Regions from separate parts of the Homo sapiens genome. Here regions 1, 3 and 4 are each linked to region 2. A link is a contact called in ENCODE Hi-C or POLR2A ChIA-PET data. All regions are on one chromosome and are shown on one strand. The core of a region is the stretch at or near the end of the contact, and the rest is flanking DNA. Distances in the headings are between cores, read along the strand shown. Region 1 holds the start of KCNG3 (potassium voltage-gated channel modifier subfamily G member 3). Region 2 has its middle 37 kb from the start of LINC01913. Region 3 holds the start of COX7A2L (cytochrome c oxidase subunit 7A2 like). Region 4 holds the start of HAAO (3-hydroxyanthranilate 3,4-dioxygenase).

Region 1 (6,624 bases), core at 1,237-3,736, 650 kb before region 2:
CTCAACATTATCTTCTCAAAGTACAAAGAATAGAATTGGCTTTAAGAATGCTCTCTAAACCAGATTATATTGAGACAAGCCTATCATTTCTGCATCACTGTTTTCTTTGTTTAAGAAAACGATTTGGGTATTGCTGCTGCAGCAGTGGTTGATGATATTAAAATCAAATAAAAATATTACTCTTGAAACAAATGAAATGATTTAAGCCTATCTCTCTAAGAAATCGCATGAAAATATACCTAGGAGGCACACATTGTATTGTCATCAAATTAATTTGTTTTCTAAGCTCAAATGTAATTTAAAATGAGATATTTCTTCAACTGGTTCAATCAACAGACAGTAGAAGGATTCTACGGAGAGAACACAGGAAATAAACCCTACAATAATGTTAGAGCAAACAATCGGCACTATAGTTCTGTCTTCTATTGCTTGTGATGCTTCTAGAAAGTATTTTTTAACGGCTTCCTGATGAATTGGCTCTTGGTATCAAGCCAGGCTCATCTCTGGCTCACATCTGCAAACTTTTCCCCATCCTCACGTCCTACAACAAATCCATCTTCAAGACCTGCAAAGTTCTTGGTCTCAGCGTTTCTCAGAACAGACCCTTCTTCATCTTCACAGACACGGGGTTGGGGATCCCATTCCTGGGTTGCGAAATGACCTTCTCCTTAGAATGACCCAAAGTGCAAAGGCATCTTCCTGAAATAAAGCTTTCATCAAGCCATTTCTGCTATGGAAACCTCCAGGGATTCCATTGCTTATGGGATCCAATTTAAATGCTGCAGTTGAGATCCCCATTGTTTCAGTGGGCAAGTGCATTATACTTCTTCACAGACTTTAAACCTCCACATTCGAGATTTTGCTACTAGGAATGTTTTGCCCTTTCTCTGTGCCAACTCATGGCCATCAGCACCTCCAATTCTGTCTTGAAACTCACTTTCTTACAGATATTTTTCTTGTTTAATATCTACTTAGTAGATACTAAACAGCAAAGTAGCAGTATCTACCCAGTAGACACTAAATAGCAAAATAGATACTGAATAGCAAACTATTTAGTAGATACTAAAGTAGCAAATAACTCCTGTTTTTGAGCTTTTAATCACATTTAGTGCTCTTAAGATAAATTATCCAAGTCTGGGGATAAACAACTCACAGAGATTTTCATTCTTTAAGAAGCCACCGAGAGTGATTTTACTTAAAAGACAGCACTCACATTTTCAGTTGTCTGCCTTTTCACTAGGAATCCACTTAAGAACCAGCGCAAAAGGACTCCGTTTGGCGACCTCTAGCGGGCACCGGACAATCCTACAAAATTACGAAAAGTAGAGGGCAATGAAAAACTCTTCCCTTTAACCAGCCAGGTTACCCTGTGGTCAGATGACCGCATCTCACCCTACCCCACCCTTATTTTTTTCTTCTAGTATTTGTTTTGCATCTAACACGGTTCGCCTTACAACTCACCTGTCTCGCCTCCGGCGGGCTGGGCTGCCGGTGTCGGGTGTCAGGTGAATGAATTGCTGGTAGCAGTTTAAAATAATCCCTGCCAAGTGGAACCCGCTTTCTGGGCACGGACAAGAGCGCGGGGTAGATCGCTCTGCGGAGCCTTCACGGGGCTCTTCCCGCTCGGAGGGCCGGTGCTGCAGCCGGGTCAGGGGTGCGCGGGGGAAATCAAGATATTTTGAAAAGGAGGATGCAGACGAAGACCAAGAGAAAGGCTGTTTTTGCCGGTGACAAGGCGTTCCTCCCCAGACTTTCATCCCACTCTAAGGGCAGCATCTCGAGAGGGTCCAGGCGCGCTACACGTTAGGCGCCTTCTCAGGACTCGCGCCCCAGAACGTGGGGGCCGGGGCCGGGTCGGGGACCGCTTCCCTCCGCGGGCTGGCAGGCGGCACCGAGGCTGGGGGATGGGGCGTGTAGCCGCCCTCTGAGCACGCGGTACGTGGGTCGCCCCGCGCGGCGGTAGGAAGAGCAAAGTCGGCAGGAAAAGCCGTGGCTGGGATGCCTTCCCTGAGAAATCCTTAGGGGCGATGTCAGAACCCGAGCTGGGCTCCGGACAGTTTCTGGAAAAAGCTCTCCAAACGCCGTCTGTCCCCGCACCCGAGTCCACACTGGGCTTTGAACCAGGGCTGTTAAAAGGGGCCCTGGGGACTGCCCAATTCATCCCGATGGCCCAGGGCAGGACGCGGGAGCAGGCATCCCGGCGCTGGGCTCCCCGCTCCCCCGCCCTGCGGACCCCTCCCCGCCACTACGGGCCGGAGCGGAGGGGGAGGACGGCGTCACGAGGCGGGGAGCCCGAGGTCCAGGGCGGGGCGCCCGGGAATCCCAGCCCGAGCAAGCCGGGGAGGTGCGGGCGCGGGCGGGAAGCGGAGGGCGGCGCGGAGGGAGGTGAGCGGCGCGCGCGGAGCCGGCGGGCGAGGAGGAGGACTGCACAGAGGCCCCGCCCCCGCCGCCGCGAGCCGGCTCTTCGCCGCCTCCGAACCCGCTCACTTTGCCTCTCGCCTCTGGACGGCGGCGGGGCGGCCGCCGGATTCGCGGCCGCAGGGAGCGCCGGAGACGGGGAGCTATTCCGCCCCGGCGGCTCCATTCGGCGCCCGCAGCCCTCAGGGGGTCGGCCCCGCGGCTTGGGAGAGGGCACCGCGGCCTCGGTGTGCGCAGCCCTCGGGCGCGAGGGTCGGCGGCGCGGACACAGCCGCGTTCCCAGCCGGTGGGGCTCAGCGCTGGCGCCGGCGAGGACTCCCCGGCCACCCGCAGGTACCGCCGGGCGGAGGGCGCGCTACTAGCAGCGCCGGAGATACTCGAGCCCAGGGACCCCCGGGCCAGCGGAGGGCAGGAGCGGAGCCCCGAGGGAGCGCGGGCCCCGACGGCGCGCTCCCCCGTCAGCCACGGGCAGGCAGGCCCCGCGTGGCGGCTTGGGGTGGGGGGCTGCAGCGGGGCCCTCGGGCCGAAAGTCCCCCGGGCGGCCAGCCATGACCTTCGGGCGCAGCGGGGCGGCCTCGGTGGTGCTGAACGTGGGCGGCGCCCGGTATTCGCTGTCCCGGGAGCTGCTGAAGGACTTCCCGCTGCGCCGCGTGAGCCGGCTGCACGGCTGCCGCTCCGAGCGCGACGTGCTCGAGGTGTGCGACGACTACGACCGCGAGCGCAACGAGTACTTCTTCGACCGGCACTCGGAGGCCTTCGGCTTCATCCTGCTCTACGTGCGCGGCCACGGCAAGCTGCGCTTCGCGCCGCGGATGTGCGAGCTCTCCTTCTACAACGAGATGATCTACTGGGGCCTGGAGGGCGCGCACCTCGAGTACTGCTGCCAGCGCCGCCTCGACGACCGCATGTCCGACACCTACACCTTCTACTCGGCCGACGAGCCGGGCGTGCTGGGCCGCGACGAGGCGCGCCCCGGCGGGGCCGAGGCGGCTCCCTCCAGGCGCTGGCTGGAGCGCATGCGGCGGACCTTCGAGGAGCCCACGTCGTCGCTGGCCGCGCAGATCCTGGCTAGCGTGTCGGTGGTGTTCGTGATCGTGTCCATGGTGGTGCTGTGCGCCAGCACGTTGCCCGACTGGCGCAACGCAGCCGCCGACAACCGCAGCCTGGATGACCGGAGCAGGTACTCCGCCGGCCCTGGGAGGGAGCCCTCCGGGTAGGACGCACTGCTTCTCTACCCGTCCCGTCCGTCCTGTCGCGTCTGTCCGTCCCGTCCATACGTCCCGTCTCCGTCCTGTCCGCCTCCGGGCGACCGAGCCAGCGGGGTGCGCGCCCAGCGAGGCCCAGGCGCGGCCAACTACGGGACCGGTCGGTCCCCACTCCTACCCCGTTGTCCGGGGCACCAGCGGGGTCTGGCCCTTACACTAGACGCACCTCTTGAGGGCGAAATCCTCAGGCATGGGGAGGGGCGTGTAGAGATAGACAAATGTCCCCTCTTTGTAGTTTACTTTTGCGCAGAGAGCAACCTGCTAATTACATTTTTCTGAACTTTTATTGTTAGGGTTCAACAATTAAGCCTTGAACTAAGCGCAGTTTGAATTATTTGCCAATTTTTGGTAGTGTTTGGAAAGATGGATTCTTGTTATGGTGAAATGTGCACTCTCCACACATTCTATACACTCTGCCCCCGGCATACTATGTGCTGTAATGGAATCGTTATATTATAAAGCAGGTTAATTTATCGATAGACTCTAAATAATGGATGTCTGTGCCCTTTTCTTCCCCCTTTTCCTACAAAGTATGGAGTTAGCAAACCTCTTGTCCACCGTTTGGTAGCAAAGATTCACACTGCGACTTTCAGAGGGTCTATGATATGGGAAGGGAAAAAACCATTACCTTGAGAACAAAGAAAAATCTAAACTGTCCTAAATCCAGAAAACAGTATTTGGGTAAATTTTTTTTTCTACTTTACTAGGATGAATGGGAAAATATTGCAGTCTTTTCTTAGACTGTCTTACCTTGAAGTGGTGATAGCACTTTCCTGTTTTTAGTACAAGTGAGCATATTCAGTGGGAGGAATAAGCAGACTAAGGATGGACTTTCAAAGAAGACAGCCTTTTGGGGCACAAAACCCAAACTGCATATTATAGTTTATCTGTTTGACACTGTCTTAAGATCCTCCTTCCATTCATTTTTTAAATTTAAGGTTGTGCCCTGTCATGTTTTACTGATAGGCATGTACATGTTCGGAACGGCGGCCTTGCTATTGCAGTGGATTACTTCTACATAATATTCTTCCTGTAGGGAGTAAGGATTTTTATATAAATCTAAGAAGTAAATAAAATTGTCTAGTGCCACGGAGTCTATTATTTCTTCTTGGCTTGAAATCGAAGATACATGCTTTGAAAGGAAATTCATTAGGAAACTCATTTTGTTTAGTGAATTAGGTTCTAACAGTTTTGAATTTACAGATAAGAGTTACTTATTTGGTTCTCCAACAATACAATGAAATTAATTTATTTACCTAAATACATAAATGCCTTTTTTTTTTAAGGAGGGCTTTAGGAAAATGGACTTGGAATTTTGATTCTCCAGTAACTGTAGAATTCTAAGGTTAGTGAAGGTTTGAGCTACATTAGCAAAGGAAACAGGAGAATTGAATTATTATTAGTGCAGATAATGAGGGAGTTGACTGAACCAGTATATGAGCAAAACCAGTAAAATACCTCAAATATAATCTTAGGGGGAGGGAGGGTGTTTTGGGAGAGGGAAAGGGCCATATGGAGATCATTAATGTAAAGCATTTGTAAAGAAATGAGAGAAATGCATAGTAATTTTAGGGAGAGAAACACAAGAAACAAAAAAGGGAAGACAGAGATGGAAAAGAGGGAGACTGCAAAAGAAGTGAAGGGAGAAAAGTAATGCTTATTTGTGTATATGTATTTTATGTATGTGTATAATTATTCAAGTCAGAGCTGTTTCCTAGATACTTAGATATTTCAGGCAAAAGCATGTTTTTCTTAGCTTAATGGCCCAGTTTTAGCTTCACTGTCTGAGTGTAGGTATATGAAAACCAATATCTGCAATCCCAAACAGATAAACTGCAGGATGGCCGAATGAGGATGCTGCTCATTACAGAGGAAGCTCCCCTCTGCCCTTCAACAGAGAGGGCCCTTAACCTGTCACTTTAAGTATAGTCGTTAAAACCCTGCTTGCTTGTGGTTGCTGAAATTAGTCTTTCTAAAACATCATTCTCATTATTTGACCATATTTTGCATCTGCCAAATAAAGCCAAAACTTCTTTCTTGGCCTTCAAGGCTCTTTACAGTTTGATGACAACCTGCCGATCTTGACTTACTCCATCATAGTTTGCAAACATCTTTTGAATATCTGTTATGTTCAAGGCACTGCTGGTGTTCCAAATATTGTAACTTTCTGTTGTAAAGAAAAGTTGGTGTCAAGTTGGTGGTGTAGGAATCAGAGGCACAATTGATCTCTGAGAGTTCCGTTGTTCAGAGAAGGCCTTCAGGGTGGTGGAGGATGGAAACAAACCATGGTTGGAAGGTTGCAGAGGTTGTGCACTGCCCAAACTAGCAGGGAGTGTCATTTATTTTATTTTATTTTATTTTTTGCATTTTTAGTAGAGATGGGGTTTCTCCATGTTGGTCAGACTGGTCTCGAACTCCTGACCTCAGGTGATCCACCCGTGTCGGCCTTCCAAAGTGCTAGGACTACAGGCGTGAGCCACCGCGCCTGGCCAGGGAGTGTCATTTATATAAATTCTAGTTAATGCAACCTGTACAACCATATGTGCCCTGCCTGGGAACAAAATAAAAGAGATTTTTTAAGATAAAAGGAACATCGTGGGCAAGAAACTTGTATATGAAGTTTATGGAAGCGTGAGTCCAGTGATGGAGTGAGAGGTGGATAGAGAGCAGATGACAGAAGGCCTTGAATTCCAGGGAGAATAATTTTATTTTGCAGGCAGTGGCTAGCCATTAGCCAGTTTTGTGTTTAGGGTAAATGGGTTATGCATATAAAGTAGTACATGTGGTACATGTGTTCTGTGATTTGGAGAGAGGGAAGATTGTACACAGGAAGATGAGTTGGAGATCTTCCCAGAGGGAGGGGATGAGAGCTTGGATGGCTTTGTGGTGGTGGAGAAATGGAGGAGAAATGACAACTCTGGAAAATACCAGGAAGAGTCAA
Region 2 (6,292 bases), core at 970-3,469:
GAGCTGGGTAGAAAGGGCATGGAGTTAAGGGTCACGAAGTCAGCACATTCCCTTGTGGAATTGTGCCTGTAATCTGCTGATTTCTACCCTGATTCTCTACCTCTCATTTTGCCTGAAGTGACACTGTCCCTAGACCAGTCCGTGGCCAGCCCACATCATTTCTTTTAGGGTTATCTGAGGATCTGAGGTCCATGTGTTTCACAAGTACCCACAGGATGTGCCCACCATTTCCCTGCAATTCAATTCCAAGTCTGCGTTCTGAAGTAGAGGTTTCAACCCTGGGAGATACTTGTGGGTGTTGGAAGTGAGGGGTGGGCCTGGGGAAGGACTGAGTCATGAGGGTCACCAGGGCCTCAAGGAAGAGAAAGTTTCACCAGCTTCACCTCTTCAGAAGGGATCTCAGCCATGCAGATTCTTGGAGGGAATTAGGAGGCTTTTAAAGTTACAGAGATGTCCTCAGCTCTGAGCAATGTTCTGAGGAGTAAAGTCGTCATCAGCCCATTTTGGCCCTATGTGGGCATCCTCTTTCCCACTCTTTCCTCTTGGGAGGAGGGACTCCAGTTTCACAGCTTGCCAGGGCTTTGGGCTTGTAGTATGGGAAGAATATGGAGCTAGGTGGAACTCTTGACCATAAGGATTTCATTTCCTGGTGACTTGAATCTTTAGGCCCAGAGGCTGTTCAGAATCTAACCAGCTACAACAAAATTGGGACTTGAGGGGGATTAAGAAAAACTTGGCTTTAAAAATTAGAATTAACAACAAGAGAATGGTTAAATGAGTTCAGGTATAAAAGACTGCAATAGTTAAAAAGAAATAAGGATACAGACATAAAAAGATCTTTGAGATGTACTGTTAATTGAAGAAAACAAGTTGTAGAATAAATTTTAAAATACAATCATGTTTATGCAAAAGAACAACAACAAAAAAACCTAGCTTTCTCCCCGCCACAGGTACATGCATGAAACCATACCCAGGAGGTTAGGAAGATGCCACACTCAATGGATGACAGTGGCTGCCTCTGGGGAGTGTGTGTGAAGGTCGACCAGACCTTGCACTTTGTTTTGTTCACATTTTAAAAGATAATGTAACTACGTCTTTCTGCTGTAATCAGAAATAAAAAAAATAGAACAACTGGCTTGAAAATCTAGGATGCAAATCCTTCTGCTTATCTGAGACCCAGGTGGTCACTGGTTCAGTCCTGATGCAGAGCAATGGCACTGACATTGAAATTGCACTCAAAGAAACCGAGCTGCAGCTCACCATGGACATGTTGTAGGATTCCAACCAGGAAGTGCTCTGAGCTTCACAGGGTTGCTGTGAGTATTAAATGAGATAATATATGAATGTGCTTTGCAAAAGTTAAAGTGGGAGACACATATAAGGTAGAAATACTATACTGTGTCATTACATTCTTGTACTAGCTCCCAAAGTGAAAGTGGGATAAGAATGCAAGCACCACAACCCGATGAAGTAGATATTATTATGATCATCTCCATTCCCCAGCTGAGGAGTTAAGTTTTAGTTAATTTTCTATTGGTCATTCGGCTGTTCAGCTGCAGTCAGAACTTGAACCCAGGCTCCCTGCTGTTCTCAACTGCCACTGCATGTTGAAGCACTCGGACACATTTACAGCCATGTGTATATATATTTACCGTTTCCTTCTTGGAGCAGTTCTGACAAAGCTGAGATTTAAACCTCCAAGAACAAATATATGAAACTGATTCTAAGCACTGTAGAGTATTTATGATGTGTTTGTGCTAGGCATTGTAGGAATAACAAGTGGCTAACATTTTCTGATCATCTGCTGTGTGCAAGACCGTCTTCTAAGCGCTTTACATGTATTAGTGCGCACAACTTTATGCAAGAGGTACTACTATCCCCACTTTACAGTTGAGAAAAATGCTGCACAGAGAGTTTAAATATCTTGCTCAAAGCAAAGACGTTTAAGATATGGTCTCTACCCTGAGTCCAATATGCGTGAAATAAAACAATGGAGAAGTGCTGCAATGCAGCTATTTACAAAGTTCCAAGGGCGCTCAGAGAGTACCATCCCTGCAGGGGAAAGCGAAGCACTTCGTGTGAGATCCTGAAAGTCCGGGGTGAGCCACTTCAAGCAGGGGCGGGGCGCGTGTGCAAGGCCCTGGGCTGAATTAATGAGAACCCGATCTCATGTTCTGGGTCAGAACCGAGCTCCATCCGGACTGCAGCGCAAGCCAAAGAAATGCAGTGGCTGCTGTCCCGGCTGGGCCCTTCTGCATACCCCGGGGGCATCGGGCCAGGGAGCCGTGCTCCCCTTGGGCCGCGGGGTTGGTAAGCAGCAAACCGAGCTGAAGCGGCCAAGAACCCTCCCGTAGGGCAGAGTGAGGATTGGCGGGAGAGAAAAGCCTAAAGGGACTGTAGCAATTGGCTGCCGCCTTTTCCACCGTAGGAGGATCGGGCTGACACTCCCAGCGTTGGGACTTATTCAGGTAAAGATTATGTCTGGAGCCCCATCTTGCTTCAGAGACCTCCCGTTCTGCGCTTATCACTGCGTCCCCGGAAACCAGACGTCCCTTAAGAGACTTAGCCAATTATCATCCACGGCCATTACCGTGGAGAGCCTAGCGCTGTCAGCGAGTTTCTGATTGGCTGTTGCTGGAAGGGGGCGGGCCCGGAGAAGAACCGTGCAGCGTGCGGAAGGAGCCCTACTTGCCCACCGTTCTCTCCAACTCAGGACGGACGGCGCCGCCAAGTGGTCTGTAGGGGTAATGCCTCGTGCTGTTGCCCCGCAGAGGGCGGGCTTGGCTTGCCAGGCTCCTGGAGAGGAAAGCCTTTTAACCTAAATGAAGTAGAAAGAGAAATACCTAAACTTGAATAGGAATCAGTCGTGCTGAATAAGAGAGCTCTTAGTCAGAATGCGTGTCGTCGGTTCCAGCTCCACATTAACTCAGTTTCCTTTCTTTCCTGAGCCTCATCTGTCAGATGGGGATAATGATAATACCTATCTCCAAGGCTTGCCATGAGGTTTCAATGAAATTAATATGTTTAAGGTTCGCACAGTGCCATGCGCATAATAGGTACACGATAAGCAATAACTGGTGGGGATCAGTGCACTGGTTAAGAGTGAGCATTCTGGGTCAGTGCCGTGACTCACACCTATAATCTCAGCATTTTGTGAGGCTGAGGCAGGAGGATTGCTTGAGTCCAAGAGTTTGAGAGCAGCCTGGGAAACATAGTGTGACCCTCTCTCTACAAAAAATAAAATTATCTAGACGTGTGATGTGTGCCTGTAGTCCCAGCTACTTGGGTGGCTGAGGTGGGAGGATCACTTGAGCCTGGGAGGTCGAGGCTGCAATGAGATGAGATTGCACCACAGCACTATAGCCTGGGTGACAGAGTGAGACCTTGTCTCAAAAAAAAAAAAAAAGAAAAAAACAAAAAGAATGAGAATTTTGCCGTTTGAAAGAATACCTGTTGAGTCCCAAGCCTGCATAGCACTAGCATGGTGAGATTACATAGCCTCCCTGTCGCAGTTTCCTCATCTGGAAATGAGACTAACAATAACACCTACTTCATGGAATTGTGGTTTAATTGTGGTACTGATAAAATACCCAATACAAAGCAATCAGTAAATGTTGGCCCCTATTATTCATATCATTTATGAGGAAGGGAATAATGATTATTATTTCCCTTCTTCCTCCCCCAGGCAATAGGCTACTTCAGCCTGAGTTGGCCCTTCTGAAAGAGGAATAGTGGCTTGCTTTGTCTGGAGTTAGTCTGTAAACCTATCACACTCACACGTATGAACATAGGACTTGGAAAATCTCTATATCACACTCTTGCCCACAGTTTACATTATTCTTTTAGGCACTGTTTTCTTAAGCCCCGTTGGCACCTGACGAAAGCATAACATTATAATGATTAACTTATTGGAGTAGAATTGGTTTATTAGAGTATCTTTTAAGTTGGCTGTAGTGTTCAACAGTATTCTGAGGGCAGTGTACATAGAAGGACATGTACTGATGAAGACAAGGGTTTCAGGGGTTTGAAATCAAAGGACATAAGTCAGCATATACTCTAGGGTGAGCCTGGGTTGGGACCAATGATGGTGAAGTGTGTAGCGGTGGTTGGGTGATTGGTTGGGAGCAGGGAAGTCTGGAGTGTTTCTGAGTCATGGGAAGATTACTGGACAGACTTGGAGACTTGAATTCTGGCTAAAACGAATTCACTCTCTGGCTGTGTGATCTTGGACAAGTCACTTATATTTTCTGAGAACTGATTTCTTTGTAGTAAAATGAAAATAGAATATGATTCTTGTGTGTAGTGCGTAATAAGTACTCTATAACTGCTAGTTATTTGTTGTTATTCATAGTATCACAAATAATTCCTCCTCAAACGTATGTTGCGAGAATCATGGAGAAATCTGATCTGTTTTTATATTTCAAGAGTGATGAGTGCCTAAGATCACCAAATTAACAGTTTGGGAGTTTGGCAAGGGTTAGTCTACCTTTCCTTTCTTTTCCATTTTGTAGTTCTTATCTTCTCTTCTGTCCTTAATTAAAAGTCTATCCTTCAAGTCACACAAGTGACCCAGTTCAGTGAGGACCTTCATGGTTCTTTGGATGCCTCCCTGCTGTACCATACGTTTGACCACCTCCCATCATCTGCCCCACCCATTTCCTTCTCTTCTGGCCTATAGGAGAGGACTCTAGCTAGAGCTTAGGCCCTGTGTACAGTGGTCTCATGTATCTTGGCAGCCCCAGGATTCCAGGGTTCTTCTTTGGATGAATGACCTTGTAATTGAAGCCCAAAGTTTAAGGCTGGTACTGCTGAGCACATACTGTGGAGGTAAGTGGGTAGGACAGCTGACACCCTCTCCAATTAATCATCCAGCAATAATTTTGGTGCGGTTACTATAGCCTGGTTACTTTGGAGGCCACATTCTTCCATTCTGAAGATATATGTAGAGTTATTTCTCAGTTAAAAATGAAGACAGGCATAATTTTTAGTGGGAAAATATGGGGCTTTTGTGTTGGGCAGATTTAAATTTGAATCTGGTCCTTTACTATGTGATCTTAGAACTAGTTGCTTATTTTCACAGTTTGCTTATCTATAGAATGGGGACAATTGGAATAACAGTAGTAAAAAGGAGTGAACTTTTGATAAATAGAATAACGTAGATGAATCTTAAAATAATCATGTTGGATATAAGATGCAAGACAAAAAGATTACATACCGAGATTATGTTTATATAAAGTTCTAGAAAATGCAAACTTATCTGTAGTGTCAGAAAGCAGGTCAGTGGTTGCCTGGGGACGAGCAAGTGGAGGGGCAGGAGGAAGGATTACAAAGAGAGAGAGGAAAACTTTGGGAGCTGATAGATATGTTCATTACCTTGATTGCAATATGGCTTCCCAGGTATATACATATATCTAAACTTATTAAATTGCACATTTTAAATATGTGCAGTTTATGACATCAGTCTTTCAATAAACTGTTAAAATGGGGATAATAAAATGTATTCATAAATAGTTGGTGATGTTTTAATGAAGAAAACATGTTAAAGTGCCAGAAATACAGCAGGCGATCAATAATGGGCACTCACTTCTTTCCCATTTTCATACTTTAAAAAAGAACACTAGGGAATTAACTTTAGCATAATATTTATATGACAAAGCCTATAAGTGGCACCAATAGCTTAAGTAATATAGAATACACATTTTCCTGTCTTTCTTGGTATCATAGGTACAGTATTATAAAGATTAAATGATGCAATCACATAAAGAACTTTGAACATTTCTGGGCATATAGTAAGTACTTGTTAATTGTTTTTTATTGCATTTACTACTATTGTTATGATGGGTTTGATGGAAGGCATGGAGTGAATAATCAGTAAATATTGGTTACATGTAATTGTAATTATTTTCATTATTAAAGTGGATGAGGAGGAAAGATTTGCTAAAAGATCAAGGAAGCTGATTTCCAAAAGAGTTTGCTTTTCTTGAGATTTGATGGGGCTTGGATTTATGTGTTTGTTTAATGCTAAATTGTGACAGAAACCATCTGGAAGACAGTTGGTGAGTGTCTTCTACAGCAACATAGCAACTCATTATGATTGTTAATATAGATGATATTAAAGGTAGCAGGTGCATTTATAATGATCAGTGAATTTAAATGGGATTAAATGGCTTCCAGCCATTAACAAAGTGGTACCAACATTTGGTAGACATTATCTTAGTGTCAGACAGAAGAATCTCATGAGGCACTCCTTAAAATGCAGATTTGTGGGACCTACCTTCAAAGTCTCTGATTC
Region 3 (6,914 bases), core at 780-3,279, 520 kb before region 2:
TTTGAGGTAGTCGAACTTTTTGTCGTAGAAAAATCTTCCTGAATCTATTCAGTATCAAAACATGGGGTGGGCCTGGCACGGTGGCTCATGCCTGTAATCCCAGCATTTTGGGAGTCTTGAGTTTGGCAGATCACTTGAGCCCAGGAGTTTGAGACTAGCCTGGGAAACATGGTGAAACCCCATCTCTACTAAAAATACAAAAAATTAGCCAGGCGTGGTGGCGCGCATCTGTGGTTCCAGCTACCCGGGAGACTGAGGTAGGAGAATCACCTCAGCCTGGGAAGTCAAGGCTGCAATGAGCCGAGATCACACCACTGTACTCCAGCCTGGGACAGAGTGAGACCCTGTTTCAAAAAGAATTTAAAAAAAAAAAAAAAAAAAAGGAAATCACTAGTCCCAAACCACTTATCCTTGGAGAAATATGGACATAAACCCAAATTGCATGTTCTTTCCATTATATCACAGTGTCTCTTTGTAAAAGTGGCAACTTTGGGCTGGCTTACATGAATTCGCTGAAACCTTTACAACATATTGGCGGTGCTGAATACTTGGGGCTCTTGAACGTAAGCCTGCAACCAGGATGCTGGTGTACACCCTCACCCTGGAATGCTCAGCCTTGATCCTCCTCTTTTCAGAATGGCTTCATATCTATTTATTTGTAACATAGTGCTTAACAGTAGGAAGTCTTGAGCCAAATGCCTAGCTCTGCCACTTATCCCTGACCTGAGCAAGTTACTTAGCTTCTCCAGGCGTCATTTTCCTGTATTCTAAAATGGAGATGATAATAGCATTTACCTTATAGGATTGTTGTGAAGATTAAATGAGTTTAGGGCAATGCTATATATAGGTTAGTATCATCCATCAATTTGCAACATGATTTCATAAGTGCATCTAGAATATGCTTGTGTAAACCTATGGTTAGATGATGAAGCTAAGAAAAGCCTGAGTCCATCCCTGGAGAGTAAGAAACTAGTATACTCCTTTTACACAGTACCTTGCACACAGCACAGGCTTAACAGACATATTTAAATTGAACTGAAGCGAATACTACCAGAACTGAAAGTGGTAGTTCCAGATCTTTCAGGCTCAAGGTCCAGATTTTACAAGTGTTTCTGATCACCCTCCCCCTACCTCATTTATCGCAAAGAGCAGAGGCCAGGAAAAGGATGAATAATCAATGACCTTAAAACTCAGGTGAGAATAAAAACCAGTTCTGAGAAACCGTGTGACATTTACATCCTGGTACCTGAGCTTTAGATCACTCTGCATGTGTATTTCCTCTGCACAAAGCCCAGGAGGCTACTTTTATATTATTGGGGCAAATCTCCCAACAGCCCTGGGTACTAAACAGCCTTCAGCAGGTGCTTCCAAATTTTCTTATTTGCTTCAACTCCCAGGTTGCCAGGGGAAGCTTGGCCGACAAGTCTATACTCCTGGGCAGACTGAGCAACAGCAGGTGGTGGCTTCTGGATAAGAGGTGCTCTAGGTCGGAAGGAAATAAATGAGACTACGATCAGTTAAAGTTCGGTAAAGCAAGAGACGCCTTCAACCCGACGACCAGACGGTGGCTCCGCAGCACAGACTCTCTCGGATGGTGGAATTCCCAACCGGCTTCGATGTAGCCCCGCCCCTACCCAGACCACGCCCACCAATCACCGCCCTCTCCCCCCCAGGCCCCGCCTGGAGCCCGCCCCTCCTAAAGCATGCTCCACCTGACTCCGACACTGCCGGGCTTAGTCCGCCGGGCTTAGTCCGTGGAGCGCTTGCGCATTTCTTGAGTTGTCGTGGCACTGCCCAAATCTGAATGGGGGAAAGAGGGAACTTCATATTTCCTACAGACTCCGCCACAGCGACTTTGCGTGCTCTCTTAGAGCTGGTTTTGCCTTTCGTGGTCCTGAGAACCCTGGCTTTTGGTTCCCCAATGCGGCTTAAGTGTGCAGGTTTTAAGTTAGGCGATCTTCGGGCAGCCCTAGTCCCAGCACCGGGTCCTTGCGCTGAGTCTCGGGACCACAGCCGGGGAGGCGGGGTCCTTCTCTGGGGCGGTCGCGTTGGCAGCGGATGCGGGAAGCCGGACTCTGGGCGTCATGTACTACAAGTTTAGTGGCTTCACGCAGAAGTTGGCAGGAGCATGGGCTTCGGAGGCCTATAGCCCGCAGGTACGAGTGGCGCCTGGCCAGCTCGGACATGAGAAGTGGCGGCCCTAGCCTCGGCGACAGGCAGTCGCGGCGTTGGAGCCAGGGGAGGCTTCTGCCCGCGGTCGAGTTCGTCTCTGTTCTCCTTGCACCTCCCGGGGCCTCTCCACACCAGCGTACGGTGGTCACTGAGGCTTCTTTTTGTGTACCTGCTCACCTGGCGGGGGCTGGCCTGGCGTGGAAGTTTGGTCTGGCTCACTGCAGGGGTCAAGGTGACCCCCGGGGTCACTTGTCTAAAAGGGATGGTTTGTGGGGGTCCCCAGTGTGACCCGAGTCAGAGGTCCGGCCTTCTCCCTCAATTCGAAGACATCTGGCTTTCGGCCTCCTTGTCGTTTGTCATCTGCCAGAGCCCCATAGGCAGCCTCACTTGAGCTCGAGATTAGAGAGCGCGGGGCTATAAAGGCGTTTAGAGAAACCATGGTGCAGGGGGTTGGGGGGCTATGATCTGGGTTGGGAAATTTAACAGGTTACTTAACACGTCCAGGGAGGGAAGTTGCATGCAGCGAGGTTACACTTTCCCGATTGTAAAATATTTGACAGATGCTCGTTGTTTGGGTTGTCTGAAAAGTATTCCATTTCACGCAGATTCTACCAATTGGAGTTTGACTCTCCAGCATGTGTTGGGGGTAAACATGAGGGATTTTAGAGCCCCAGACGTGCCTTTTCAAATCATGGCGTTTTCCGCTTTAATTGTGTGACCTTGGCCAAGTTATTTAATTTATTGTGAGCTCAGTTTCATCCAGGGCGGCGTTAGTACACATTAAATGAAGTGTGTCAAGTGACTAGCAGTTTGGGCAGGTGGTTGGTTCTGGATAAGTGTTAACTGTTCACCAGAAGCTGTCTGAGATAGTATATTCCCTCCTAATCCTCTAGAGAAGTGTGGGAAGTGTCGGTGAGATACGCAGTTAGACTGCAGTAGTGAGGGGCCCAGATGAGGTGTAAAGGATACTCCATTACTGTTGCTTCATTTCCTTTTTCTGTGGGACACTGCAGCTTGCCCAAGAGGCAGATGTTTAAGAAAGATTTCAGGTCTGGTACCGTGGCTCACGCCTGTAAATCACAGCACTTTGGAAGGCCGAGGCCGAGGGTCGCTTGAGCCCAGGAGTTTGAGATCAGCCTGGGGCAACATAGTGAGACCCTGTCTCTAAAAACAAAAACAGATGATTCTAATCTCAGATAAGAAGGGCAAGTTTTTTTTTTTTTTTTCGGGGGTTAGTGGGGGAGTTGCGGTGGGAACGGGAAGGAAGAGTTTAGGGTTTATAAATGTTGAGTTTGTGATATGTCATGCTTGGTAGCAGCTAGATTTTTGAATATGGAGTTTAATAAACTTGGGTGTCTTCAGCCCATAGGTGGTAATTTGTAGGGAAGAAAGGTTGGATTATAGTTAGAGTATAGAAACATGAGGGAAGGGTGGAGAAGGAGAATGTGTTTAAAGAATAGTCCGGATGAGAAGGGAAACCAGTGTGGTCTCACTGAAACCGAATTGGTAATGACTTGTAAGGAAGGAATAGTCAGCAGTGTTGCACTTCTTTTACAGATTATGTGAGAAAATGGCCATTTCTATCATCTGCTTCTATGAAATGTATTCTCCAGTGTATGGATATTAAATGTTACAGTTTGATGAGTTTGGACAAACCCATGTACTGTATAACCACACCTCCCTCAATATGCAAGATGTTACATCATCCCAGGAAGTTCCCTTGTACCCTCTGTCAATCCCTGCCACCTTCTTATTCTGACTTTTATCATCATAAATAGATAGTTTTGCCTTTTTTTGAACTTCATGTAAATGGAACCAGCTCTGACCCAGGCTGGAGTGCAATGGCACAGTCACAGTTCACTGTAGACTCACTCCTGAGCTCAAGTAATCGTCCTGCTTTTGCCTCTGAAAATGTTGGAATTACAGATGTGAGCCGCCGTGTCTGGCTGCTCAAAAAATATTTTTGAGGTTAGTCCGTGTTGTACGTATCAGTAGTTAATTCCTTTTATCCTCTTATTCTTCTGTGGGATTTCATTTTATAAATATATCACAGTTTATTCTGTTGGTGGTAGTAGATGTTCTTTTATTTATTTTTTTAAAATATTTTTTGAGACAGGTTCTTGCTGTGTTGCACAGCCTGATCTCGAACTCCCCGGCTCAGGCAGTCCTGTCACCTCAGCCCCCTGAGTGGCTGGGGTTACAGATGTGTACCACCACACTTGGTTTATGTTCTTTTAATATATCTTCAGCATAATCTAGGTTTTGTTGCTTAGTAAGAAAAAAGTAAATTTTTCGACTAAAAACTGGCATATTGTAATAAAATGGGCGCTCAGCAGAGATTACCTTGCGATGAGTTTGATATAGATAGGGCTTTCAGATTTCTAGTACCTCTCCTCGTGAATCGTGTTTCTCTTGAGAATTTGAACTTCTTAGTTACTTAAAGATTTCTTAAACTATGTTGAAAAGAAGTGATACTGTGTAGGCTTTATATGAATTGTAAATTTCTGAGTGATTGTGACAGGTGCCCTCCCAACTAGGTGCTCTGACTTTGGTAATTAGGAGTACTTCAGCTTTTTCCTTTCCTGGAAACATACGATGAAGATGTTTGTAATTTGTAGTAGTAAGTAAAGTGAATAATTTGCCATGCACTAAATAACATAATATGGAAAAGGTGGTTCTGTAACAATTGCACAGGTAGAGATTTGTAAGTCAGCTTGACAGCAAGCAGTTGGTGGGATGGCATTTTCCATTGGTTGAAAGGCATCTTCCTTACCTTTCTCTGAATTGCGTCAAAAATAAATTGAGGCCAATAAGCACATGAAGATGTTTAACATTTTCAGTTATTAGAGCAAATCACAACCACAATGAGGTACCATTTAGTATCCACCAGAATGCCTAGAATCAAAAAGACAGATGATAACAAGTATTGGTGAGGATGTAGAGAAACGAAACATGTTACATTTGTGGTGGAAATGGTAAAATGACGCAGCCACTTTGGAAAACAGTTTGGCAGTTTGTTAAAAAAGGAAACGTAATTTTACTGTGTGATCTAGGAATTCCTCTCCCAATTAAGATGGCAGAATGGTATTCTAGGTAAAGGGAACTGTGAGAGTGAAGGAAGGGAGGGGGTCTGGAGGAGAAGCATTGGGTAGGTAAGTTTGACTGTGGAGGATGGAGGTAAATCATGAAGGGCCTAGTATGTAAGGACTTAATTTTGTGAGGCACTAGTAGGAAGTTGCAGAGCAACTTGATGCAGAGTTGTGGTAGTTTGTCCTTTCAGATGAGACAGATGTTGGGGATGAGGAGGGAGGGCTTCAGCATGATTGGTGAATTGGTGCTTTTCACAGTGACAGGGTGTTCCTGAATGGGCTTAGGAGTGAATTTTGGACATGATGAGTGTGAGGTGTCAGAAGGACATGGAGGTAGGTGGTGATGTCTAGCTTACCGTTAGAAATAAATAGAGGTCAGGTGCGGTGGCTCACACTGGTAATCCCAGTGTTTCCGGAGGCCAGGGCAGGAGAATTGCTTGAGGCCAGGAGTTTGAGACCAGCCTGGGCAGCAAAGTGAGACCCCGTCTCTAAAAAAAAAATAAGAAAAATTAGCTGGGTATGGTGAAGCGTACTTGTAGTCCTAGCTACTCAGGAGGCTGACGCGGAAGGATCACTTGAGCCTAGGAGATTGAGGCTGCAGTGAGCTGTGATCAATGCGTTGCACTCCAGCGTGGGTGACAGTGTAAGATCTATCTATAAACAAAACAAAACAAAAAGCCAAATGAATTGAGTCACTGCAGATTGAAACTGGTCTCCAGTCCTAAATCACAGTGGAAAAGTTCATACATTTCTATCATTTAAAAATTAAAATTATGGGGATCCTCTTTTCTCTCCACCCTCTTCCCCAAACCTAAGAGGTAGAAGAAAAGGAAAATGTTACAACCAACTTTTAGAGGGAAAATCATGTTTACTTTTCTCTTTAAAAATTTGGAGCAATTGAAATAAACTAGGAAGAACTTAATTACTAAACGTGGTTAAGGTTGAATGGCTCGTAATTAATTTTGGAGGTGGGGCTTATTTAAGCAGCTAAGAGATTCAGTATTAAAAAGTAAAGTATGTGATTTTTCTTGATCTATGGGCCACTTATTTTTAATTTTATTTTGAGACAGAGTCTCTGTCGCCCAGGCTGGAGTACAGTGGCGTGATCACAGCTCACTACAGCCTCGACCGCCTGGGCTCAAGTCATCTTCCCACCTCAGCCTCCTAAGTAGCTGGGACCACAGGTGTGCACCACTGTACCTGGCTAATTTTTTGATATTTTGTAGAAACAAGGTCTCACTACGTTGCCCAGGATGATCTCAAACTCCTGAGTCAAGTGATTCTCCCACCTCAGCCTCCCAAAGTGGTGGGACCACAGGCATGAGCCATTACGCCCAGCCTGTCCACTTTTTATAAGAACAGCTTTCAGTTGTTTTCTTATTGCTATGGGAATTGTGGATGCCCTGCCATCAAATGCCAGTTGATCAGACTTTGTTTCTGAGATACTCAAACCTACACTGTGAAGCTATAGCCTTCTTTAGTTTATTTGAACATTCTGCCTATATTTACTGAATGCGCTTACTCTGCCGGTTGCTTTTCTAAGTCTTGGAATATAGGAGCAGTGAACAAGATGTGCCAAAATCCTGTGCTTGTGGAGCTTCCATTATAGTGGGGGGAGACACAGTAAGCAAAGTAAAACATAGTATGTTAGGT
Region 4 (7,296 bases), core at 64-2,563, 950 kb before region 2:
ATAAATAACTAAAAAAAAGGAGAGAGAAAAATGAAAAAAAAAAAAAGAGCGTCAGAGAGGAAACGGGAGGGTCTCAGTGGGGAATTCGGCTTCCTGTCGTCTGGGTTTTGATTTTGAGTTGTACTAGAGGAGTCTTTATGTCTGGAATGCTGAGAAAACCAGCCCAGGCCAGGCGGGCTGTGAGGGCAGGATTTAGAGGCGTTTAGTTTCTTAAACTCTATAGTCTGGATTCCGGTGTCAGGGGCCTGAGCCATTTTCCTCCTCCCCTACCCGTCAGCTCCCACTCCCTCCAAACTTCCTAAGAAAGTTCTGAGTCCTGCAGAAAGACAGGCTTCTCCATCTTCCACACCCGCGCAGATTTCTCTTTCCTCACACATGCACGCCCAGGCCCAGCGCCCCAGCCCCTCACCCCCAGGATAACTGTTAGAGTCTCTCACACGGGGCTGTCATCATTAACACCCCGAGATTCCCGAGGGCTAGGACACTGAGGCCGGTGTCCACATCTGCCAAATTCCTCCCATAGCTGCGTGCGAACTGAGTATGTTCCTAAGACGCCTAAGGAGTTCAGCACGGGGCTCGGGGTCCACTGCGACACTGCGCGGACAGCGGCCGCTCGGCTGGGCCTCAGGTGGGGAGGGCTCGCGGTCCTGCCCTGAGCCCGGGCTCCGCAGCTCGGCGCCTGCACCGCTCCCCTCGCCGAGCCCGCGGCGGAGTCTGCCGGCCGCACGCAGCAGGTCTGGGGCTCACCTTGAATCGGGACCTGCGGGGACCGCCGTGCGGCTTCCCGCTGGGTGAGCGCCGCAGCCCTGAGTGGCGGGGCAGTCATTCCCCTTTTCCAGATGGGAAAGCCAAATCTTGAGCCCAGCGCCAGCACCGTGTTCTCAGGTGCTGGGACTTCCAACCCGCGATCTCCTCACTGTAGTATTTCTGGGAACCTTCCCTGGGATTCCCCTCGGGGCGTAGAGGGAAGGAACGTCTGGGGACAAGCGTCCAGGAAGGGTCTGGATTCTTTGTCCTCCGCCGGGAGCAGGCCCCACCGCAGGCGCCAGTGTGTGGGGCGCCCCGGAGACGGTGGCGGGGACCGAGCCCCTGCCCCGCGGAGAAGCAGAGGGCGCGGGACGCCGTTCCCCAGCGCTGCCGCCGCCGCGCTCGCCAGGGCCTGGAGTGGCGCGGAGGGCGGCGGGCTCAGACCAAAGTCCACCAGGGGGCAAAGTCCGCGGGCCCCAAGCCCCCACCACGGGGTCGCGGGGGTTTGCTCCGCCTCGTGAGCTTGGGATTCTGGTTAAAAAGGCGGCTGGGCGGAGCTGCGGGCCTCCGACGGCGGGAGGACAGCGCTGCGAGGAGGCGCCCGGGACAGTCATGGAGCGCCGCCTGGGAGTGAGGGCCTGGGTGAAGGAGAACCGGGGCTCCTTCCAGCCCCCGGTCTGCAACAAGCTCATGTGAGTCCAGCACCCCCATGGCCGCCCCCTGCCCTCGCCTCCTCCCCCTCCTCCATCTGCGCCCTCACCTTCCAGCTCCGAGTTCCTGGACCCAGAAGCTTGCAGAAGGACCGCTTTAATCTCTTGGTTCTTGGGGGAAGATGGAGACAGGCTGTTCCGGTTCCACCACATCGGTCTGTTCCTCTTTCTTGTGACTGTGGCCTTGACTTCTGAAGAAGGCTGAGCTGGTTCTCAGGCTGTAGGAGATGACATGACAGGGTGCACCTCTCCTTCCAGGGCTGAGAAACAATTCTCCAACCCCAAGTGACACTGTGCATTTTGGGAAAACTCAAAAGTGTGGGGAGGGTGGTTTTCAAGGCAGAAATGCACTAGAATGTAGGCCTGGGGGCAGCCAAATCATACACCCCAACCCTGTCCCAGAAGCCACAGGCAAAGGGGGAGGCAGAGAATCCGCTCCTTTGGGAAGATCTTGATGTCTTGCTTTTTTCAGGGCCCCTCTATGCAGGTGTGCACGAACACACACACACACACACCACACCAGACCCTCCCTAGGCCACCTCTGCCAGTAGCCTCTGCCTGCAGCACCCAACAGGGTTGGCCATCCAGCTGCCATCTTTCTCAGGCAGACCTCTCAGGCCCTCCCCTGTGGTATGGTCACCTCCCTCATCCCCCCAGTTCCATGGCGGGGCCCCACATGCCAGCTAGATCAAGGTTTACATTCCCCATTTTTGCTGTGTCCACAGGACATGGTCAGTAGGGTGGCACCTCAAGGCAAACAGCAGGCCCAGGACTATGCCAAGTGTTTTTACATCATCTCATCTCATTCTCACAGTAGCACCGTGAGGGGGGATTTTCATAAGTAACTTTTCTAGTGTCACGGAGCGCCTGTGCGATAGGCTCCAGACTCAACCCACGGAGCAGTTCGACTCCAGAGTCCACGCACACTCTTGGTTACCATGCAATACCACATGGCCAACAGTCAATATCTCCCCAAAGATCTCTTCTATCACTGTTGTTGCCCACCCCCAATTAAAGATGTAGCATCATCTTTGCCTCCTTCCAACACTTCATCCCCATCTGCAGTCGCTCCTTCTCAGTCCTCCCTTCGCTCCCCCTGAGGTCTCGCGTCCATCTGCCCGGGCCTCTCCCTAGCATTTGGTGGTTTGCTGGCATCATTGGTATTCTTGCTTCTGCTGTACCACGCCCACCTCCACCTTCGTCTTCACAAGGCAGTCTCCTTGTGTGTGTGTCTGTGTCCAAATTTCCCTCTTTTAAAAGAACACCAGACATATTGGATCAGGGGCTCACCCTACTCCAGGATGACCTCATCCTAACCTAACTACATCTCAAGGACCCTATTCCAAATAAGGTCACATTCTGCAGTACTGGGCGTTAGGACTTCAACATATAAATTTTACAGGAGGGGTTACTATTCAGCAAGGTGAGAAGCTGCTGAAGCAAGCAAGGTGAGAAGCTGCTGAAGAGTTCTGGGCAGAGGAGGGGCAGGTCTGGTTTATGCATTCTGACTGATGGGTTGAAAGAATTCTTGAGTGGAGTTGTTTAAGAATTGTCTGTATGTACCTAAATTACATCTCAGTGAAGTTGATTTTAAAAAACAACTTTCAAGCCGGGCGCAGTGGCTCATGCCTGTAATCCCAGCACTTTGGGAGGCTGAGGTGGGTGGATCATTTGGGGTCAGGAGTTCAAGACCAGACTGGCCAACATGGTGAAACCCCGTCTCTGCTAAAAATACAAAAATTACCTGGGCGTGGTGGCACGCGCCTGTAGTCCCAGCTACTCAGGAGGCCGAGGCAGGAGAATTGCTTGAACCCGGGAGGTGGAGGCTGCACTGAGCCGAAGTTGTGCCACTGCATTCCAGCCTGGGTGGCAAGCAAGACTCTATCTGAAAAAAAAAAAAAAAAAACAAACTTTCCAGGTTCCCCAGCACCCCTTAGGCCAAGACCAGACTCCATGGCTGGTCCACCCTCCTGGACCAGCCTTCTCAATCGTTCCCCAAGCTCACCCCCAGTGCTTCTAATCTCAGAGCCTCTGCACCCAGCTCTCCTGTGCACACTCTTCCCCAGTCAAGTTCCTTGCGGCTTCCCTCCCCTCCTTGAAGCTCTATGCAGCTTTAAGTTCTTTAAGCATGGACTGTTCATGACAGCCTTCTCCTGCCCTGCAACCTCATCCACCTTTCCAAACATCAGGTCCACACGTGTGTTTCCGGTTTATTGGGCCCAGCCTCCCAAAAGGGAAGGAAAAGGAAAGAGACTGGCTCTTCCGTCTTGCCTCCATGCCTCCCAGCTGGGCTGGAAAGCAGCCCACAGGACAGGACACTCAGAAAGGACCTGCCAGTCTAGTTTGGGGGCTCAGACCTCCCCCATAGCCCCTCCCCTGCCATCCACACCATCGTCATCCATGCAGGCAGCCTCTAGGCTGCTGTGCCCTGTGTGTACAAATGGTCCCAGACCCAGCGCCTCCCCTTCCCAGAGGAAAGCCCTTGCCCCTGCCCTCTGTGGCAGGGCCACCTGAGAACACCCTGAAGCCCTACACAGACACATTCTGCTGCTTATTCACCCCAGTGTCTGCACCCTGAAAGGGGACCCTGCTGTGGGGATGGGGCAGGCTGTTCTCAGGAGGTGCTGAGGTATTTTTTGCATAAAAAGGTAACACCACACCAACAGCAGAAAGACTGAGGAGTTTGGGAACCCTTTTGTTCCAAACAGCTGACTAGATGCCCCACAGACCCAACGCCAGCGTGGGAGTCAAGGAGCCTGAGACCTGGCTCAGGTTCAGTCATTCCCTGGCTTTGTGACCCTCTCTTGGCTGGCTAAATCGGCTGTAAAATGAGAGGGTTGTATTGAGTTTATTTATTTATTTATTTATTTAAGACAGAGTCTCCCCCTGTTACCCAGGCTGGAGTGCAGTAGCGCAATCTCAGCTCACTGCAACCTCACCTCTCAGGTTCAAGCGATTCTCGTGCTTCAGCCTCCCAGGTAGCTGGGATTACAGGTGCCCACCACCAGGCCTGGCTAATTTTTGTATTTTTAGTAGAGACAGGGTTTCACCATGTTGGCCAGGCTAGTGGCCTCAAGCAATACATCCGCCTCTGCCTCTCAAAGTGCTGGGATTACAGGCATGAGCCACCACGCCCGGCCGGGTTTATTTATTTTATCAAATACTTAAATAGTGCTTACTATATGCTAGGCACCATTCTGAGAGCTTCCAAATATTAATTCATGTATTCTGTTTAAACTCTGTGAGGTAAGAACTGTTCCTCTATTTTACAGATAAGGTTAGTAACATGCCCCAGGGCCTGTGCTTATAAACACATGCCACACTGACTTGACACCGCCTGAGGCCCCTGCTAGATGTCACGGTCTCCTGCATCCACTGAGCCATGCCTCCAGCCAGGGGAGAGTGCAGGGTCCTATAGTCAGACAGCATGGGTGAGTGGCAGGTCAAGGTCGTTTTGCCCCTACACTGCCCCATCCTGGGAAGGGGTCTTCAATTTGCTACTCTCCTGTAATTCGAGATCTTGATCCTGTGATCCTGGTTGATGAAGCCATAGATTCACCACCACATCATTTCCCTTGTTGGGTCAGACGATGTGGGGGGACACACAAACAATGACAGACAGACACACAGACACGATCCCAGACACATAGACACTTAGATGCACGCAGGCATGAACCGGGGATGAGAGTTGGGGAACAGGGACAGTGAGGCCAAAACAGCCCTGCTCCTCTCCCAGGGGCCCTCAGGCTCCCTCCTGGCCCCCACGGGACCCGTGCTCTCTTCACTCCTAGGAGATGGTTTAGAACGTCTCCCCCACTTTGCGCATTGCAGGCACCAGGAGCAGCTCAAAGTCATGTTCATCGGAGGCCCCAACACCAGGAAGGACTATCACATCGAAGAGGGTGAAGAGGTAGGTTTGACTGGTCTCCCTGGATCTAGGCCTGCGGGCAAGGAGCCTGGCCCTAGCGGGAGGGGGCGCTTCCCACTCGAGGCCCAGAGATGATGGACTGGAGAGGGGTGGACATGTGGCTGATGAGTGGAGGGGGCACAGCTGAAATCACAGGGCACGACTGCTGCCTCCAAGCTGGTGGTCAGGCAGTGACGCCTCCACAGCTAGCACCTCTGCTGGGGGAGCCCCAGGAAACAACCCATGCCCTGCGGGTGAGAGGTTTTAGCCATGGGGCATCCTCCCCCTGGATATAGGGGCTGGCCATGTGAAGGGGGACGTCCTGGTCCCCTCCCCACAAACTTGACAGATTCAATTGGTCTCCAAAATGAGATCCTCCCCCGCAGACGGGGGCAAAGTGCAAAAACACCGTGGGTGAGGGCTGGGCTGAGTGGGTGGCAGAGGGAGTTCGAGGGGCTGAGGGAGGAGGAGCTAGTGGCTGAGGGGTAGGCATGGTAGGGAGGTGCCTGGAGCTGAAGGAGGAGTTGGGGCAGGGTGGCCCTTCCTTAACTAGAGGCTGCAAAACCCATTCGTGGCTTGTGGCTGGGGCAGGTGGGAGGGGGAATTTGCCTTGAATCACCTTTTGCACCTTGAAGTTTGGACTGTGCTTCTCTACTACCTACCCCAAAATAAATAAACAAAAGCAAAATTTAAAGAGAAAGGTGTGTCCCCTTAAGGAGAGACACAGAATCTCCTCTGGTGGAAAAGGATCAGTAGAGGGGCTCCCCATCCTCTCAGGGAGCCTCATTCTGGGGGTTCAGGATCCAGAGTCCAGCTTGATCAACAGCCTCTGTCCCCACTGAGGGCATCCAGGCCACAGCCAGGGACTGTGGTGAGCATGGGAGAATCACTTGTTCAATAAATATTTGCTGAGCACCTCATGTGTGCACTGGGACACCCAAGGCTGTGTGGAGGAACGATGGGCCCTGGGCCAGCAGAACCAGCCAACTCCTCACCTCTCACGCTCCAGGGGCCCTGCACCTCCCCTGGCCACCCCCTTCTCACAAACACACCTCACTGGAGACCGTTTCCTTGGTGGAAAAAGTCAATAGGAAAATCTAAAACTATACTGAGGAGGTGGGTAGACCTGGCATGGCTATGGCATGGGAGGCACAGCTGGCTGCGGAGTCTTCCAGAGGCTTCTGCCTTCTCTGTTGGCCCTGGTCTCAGCACCCGCCTCTCCTGTCTCCCTCTGTCTTTGCTTCCCTTCTCGCCCCCTGCTGCCTCTGCTCCATGCCCCATCCCATGGTTTCTCCAAGCTCAGGTGCCTGAGTGTCCCCTGAGGGGCCTGGCCAGCAGCTCACGTCCTGACTCAGATGGCAGCTGAGGGATTGAGTGATAAGGAGAGCTGGCCAGCACAGGTGTCCTCACTCTGGAGGGACGCCCAGGTGTCTGGGAGGAATCTGGCTGGAGGTGGGCTTGTGACAGGGCTTGGTCCCACCCTGCTGAGGTTTTGGTGGCGGGGTGGTGCAGCACTTGGGCAGCCTCAGGGCTGAGGGTCGGCCTCCTCTCTGTCCCTGCCTATCCTCACCCAGCTGGAGCCTGGGGAGACTCCAGGATGCGCTGTGGAAGTGGCGTAACTCAGGGTCCGGGCTCCTCCTGAATAGTGAGAAAAGGGGAGTTGCTCAGACCTGGGTTCAAATCACACCTCTTACCAAACCACACTTTCCTCCTCACTGAGCTCTGCCTCTGCAATAGCGGTCAGGGTACCTCCAGCTCCCTGGCCCGGCTCCCCACTCCCCAGCGCCACCTACCACCTATACTCCACCTACCTCACTCCTTTCTTGGAGCGTGCAGGTGCAGGGGGGCCAGAGGCAGATGAACTTGCATTGGGGGAATTCTCTGCCGCTTACTAACCCCGGGATCTTGGACAGGGCACATCATGTCACCTCT

Evidence for each region. Hi-C counts contacts between places; a loop is a spot of excess contacts on that map. ChIA-PET counts read pairs that join two places held with the same protein, here RNA polymerase II (POLR2A). Pooled maps may share reads with other maps.
Region 1: a loop to region 2 is called in a map of naive thymus-derived CD4-positive, alpha-beta T cell, with 21 times the contacts of the local background. The contact joins the promoter of KCNG3 here to the enhancer-like site in region 2. A Hi-C loop is called at or near these places in 6 of 168 maps with a recorded cell type or tissue (CD4-positive, alpha-beta T cell, CD8-positive, alpha-beta T cell, IMR-90 and 2 more) and 12 of 50 pooled maps. POLR2A ChIA-PET finds 5 or more read pairs at or near these places in 2 of 52 experiments (Caco-2 and H1).
Region 3: a map of dorsolateral prefrontal cortex shows a loop between it and region 2 (15-fold over the local background). The contact joins the promoter of COX7A2L here to the enhancer-like site in region 2. A Hi-C loop is called at or near these places in 18 of 168 maps with a recorded cell type or tissue (B cell, CD4-positive, alpha-beta T cell, CD4-positive, alpha-beta memory T cell and 10 more), 6 of 37 single-sample maps with no recorded cell type and 26 of 50 pooled maps. POLR2A ChIA-PET finds 5 or more read pairs at or near these places in 2 of 52 experiments (CD4-positive, alpha-beta memory T cell and activated naive CD4-positive, alpha-beta T cell).
Region 4: a pooled map shows a loop between it and region 2 (2.6-fold over the local background). The contact joins the promoter of HAAO here to the enhancer-like site in region 2. A Hi-C loop is called at or near these places in 3 of 168 maps with a recorded cell type or tissue (CD4-positive, alpha-beta T cell, CD8-positive, alpha-beta T cell and PC-9), 1 of 37 single-sample maps with no recorded cell type and 3 of 50 pooled maps. POLR2A ChIA-PET finds 5 or more read pairs at or near these places in 1 of 52 experiments (GM12878).

Annotation. Positions count from the first base shown.
Region 1 is chr2:42,489,844-42,496,467 of GRCh38, reverse strand. It overlaps KCNG3 (potassium voltage-gated channel modifier subfamily G member 3), which reads left to right and starts at 2,486. Exons shown (of 2, transcript NM_133329.6): 1 at 2,486-3,631. The coding sequence starts at 2,967. It also overlaps a transcript of MTA3 not described here. RefSeq lists enhancers at 1,165-1,459, 2,784-3,541, 3,542-4,299 and silencers at 2,214-2,293, 2,384-2,433, 2,614-2,703.
Region 2 is chr2:41,837,283-41,843,574 of GRCh38, reverse strand. No RefSeq gene overlaps it. Among named protein-coding and RNA genes, the nearest start is that of LINC01913, 37 kb to the left of the region's middle. Within about 2 kb of position 2,219, at least 19 of the 41 ENCODE cell types and tissues checked have a DNase peak (open chromatin) inside an H3K27ac peak, as active enhancers do; they include ascending aorta, dorsolateral prefrontal cortex, gastrocnemius medialis and 3 more, where a contact is called at or near this core.
Region 3 is chr2:42,356,332-42,363,245 of GRCh38, reverse strand. It overlaps COX7A2L (cytochrome c oxidase subunit 7A2 like), which reads left to right and starts at 2,029. Exons shown (of 3, transcript NM_004718.4): 1 at 2,029-2,156. The coding sequence starts at 2,085. RefSeq lists enhancers at 1,289-1,378, 1,939-1,998, 1,368-2,111, 2,019-2,338, 2,112-2,856 and 1 more and a silencer at 1,569-1,738.
Region 4 is chr2:42,786,600-42,793,895 of GRCh38, reverse strand. It overlaps HAAO (3-hydroxyanthranilate 3,4-dioxygenase), which reads left to right and starts at 1,313. Exons shown (of 10, transcript NM_012205.3): 1 at 1,313-1,439; 2 at 5,289-5,367. The coding sequence starts at 1,360. RefSeq lists silencers at 577-666, 747-846, 1,027-1,466.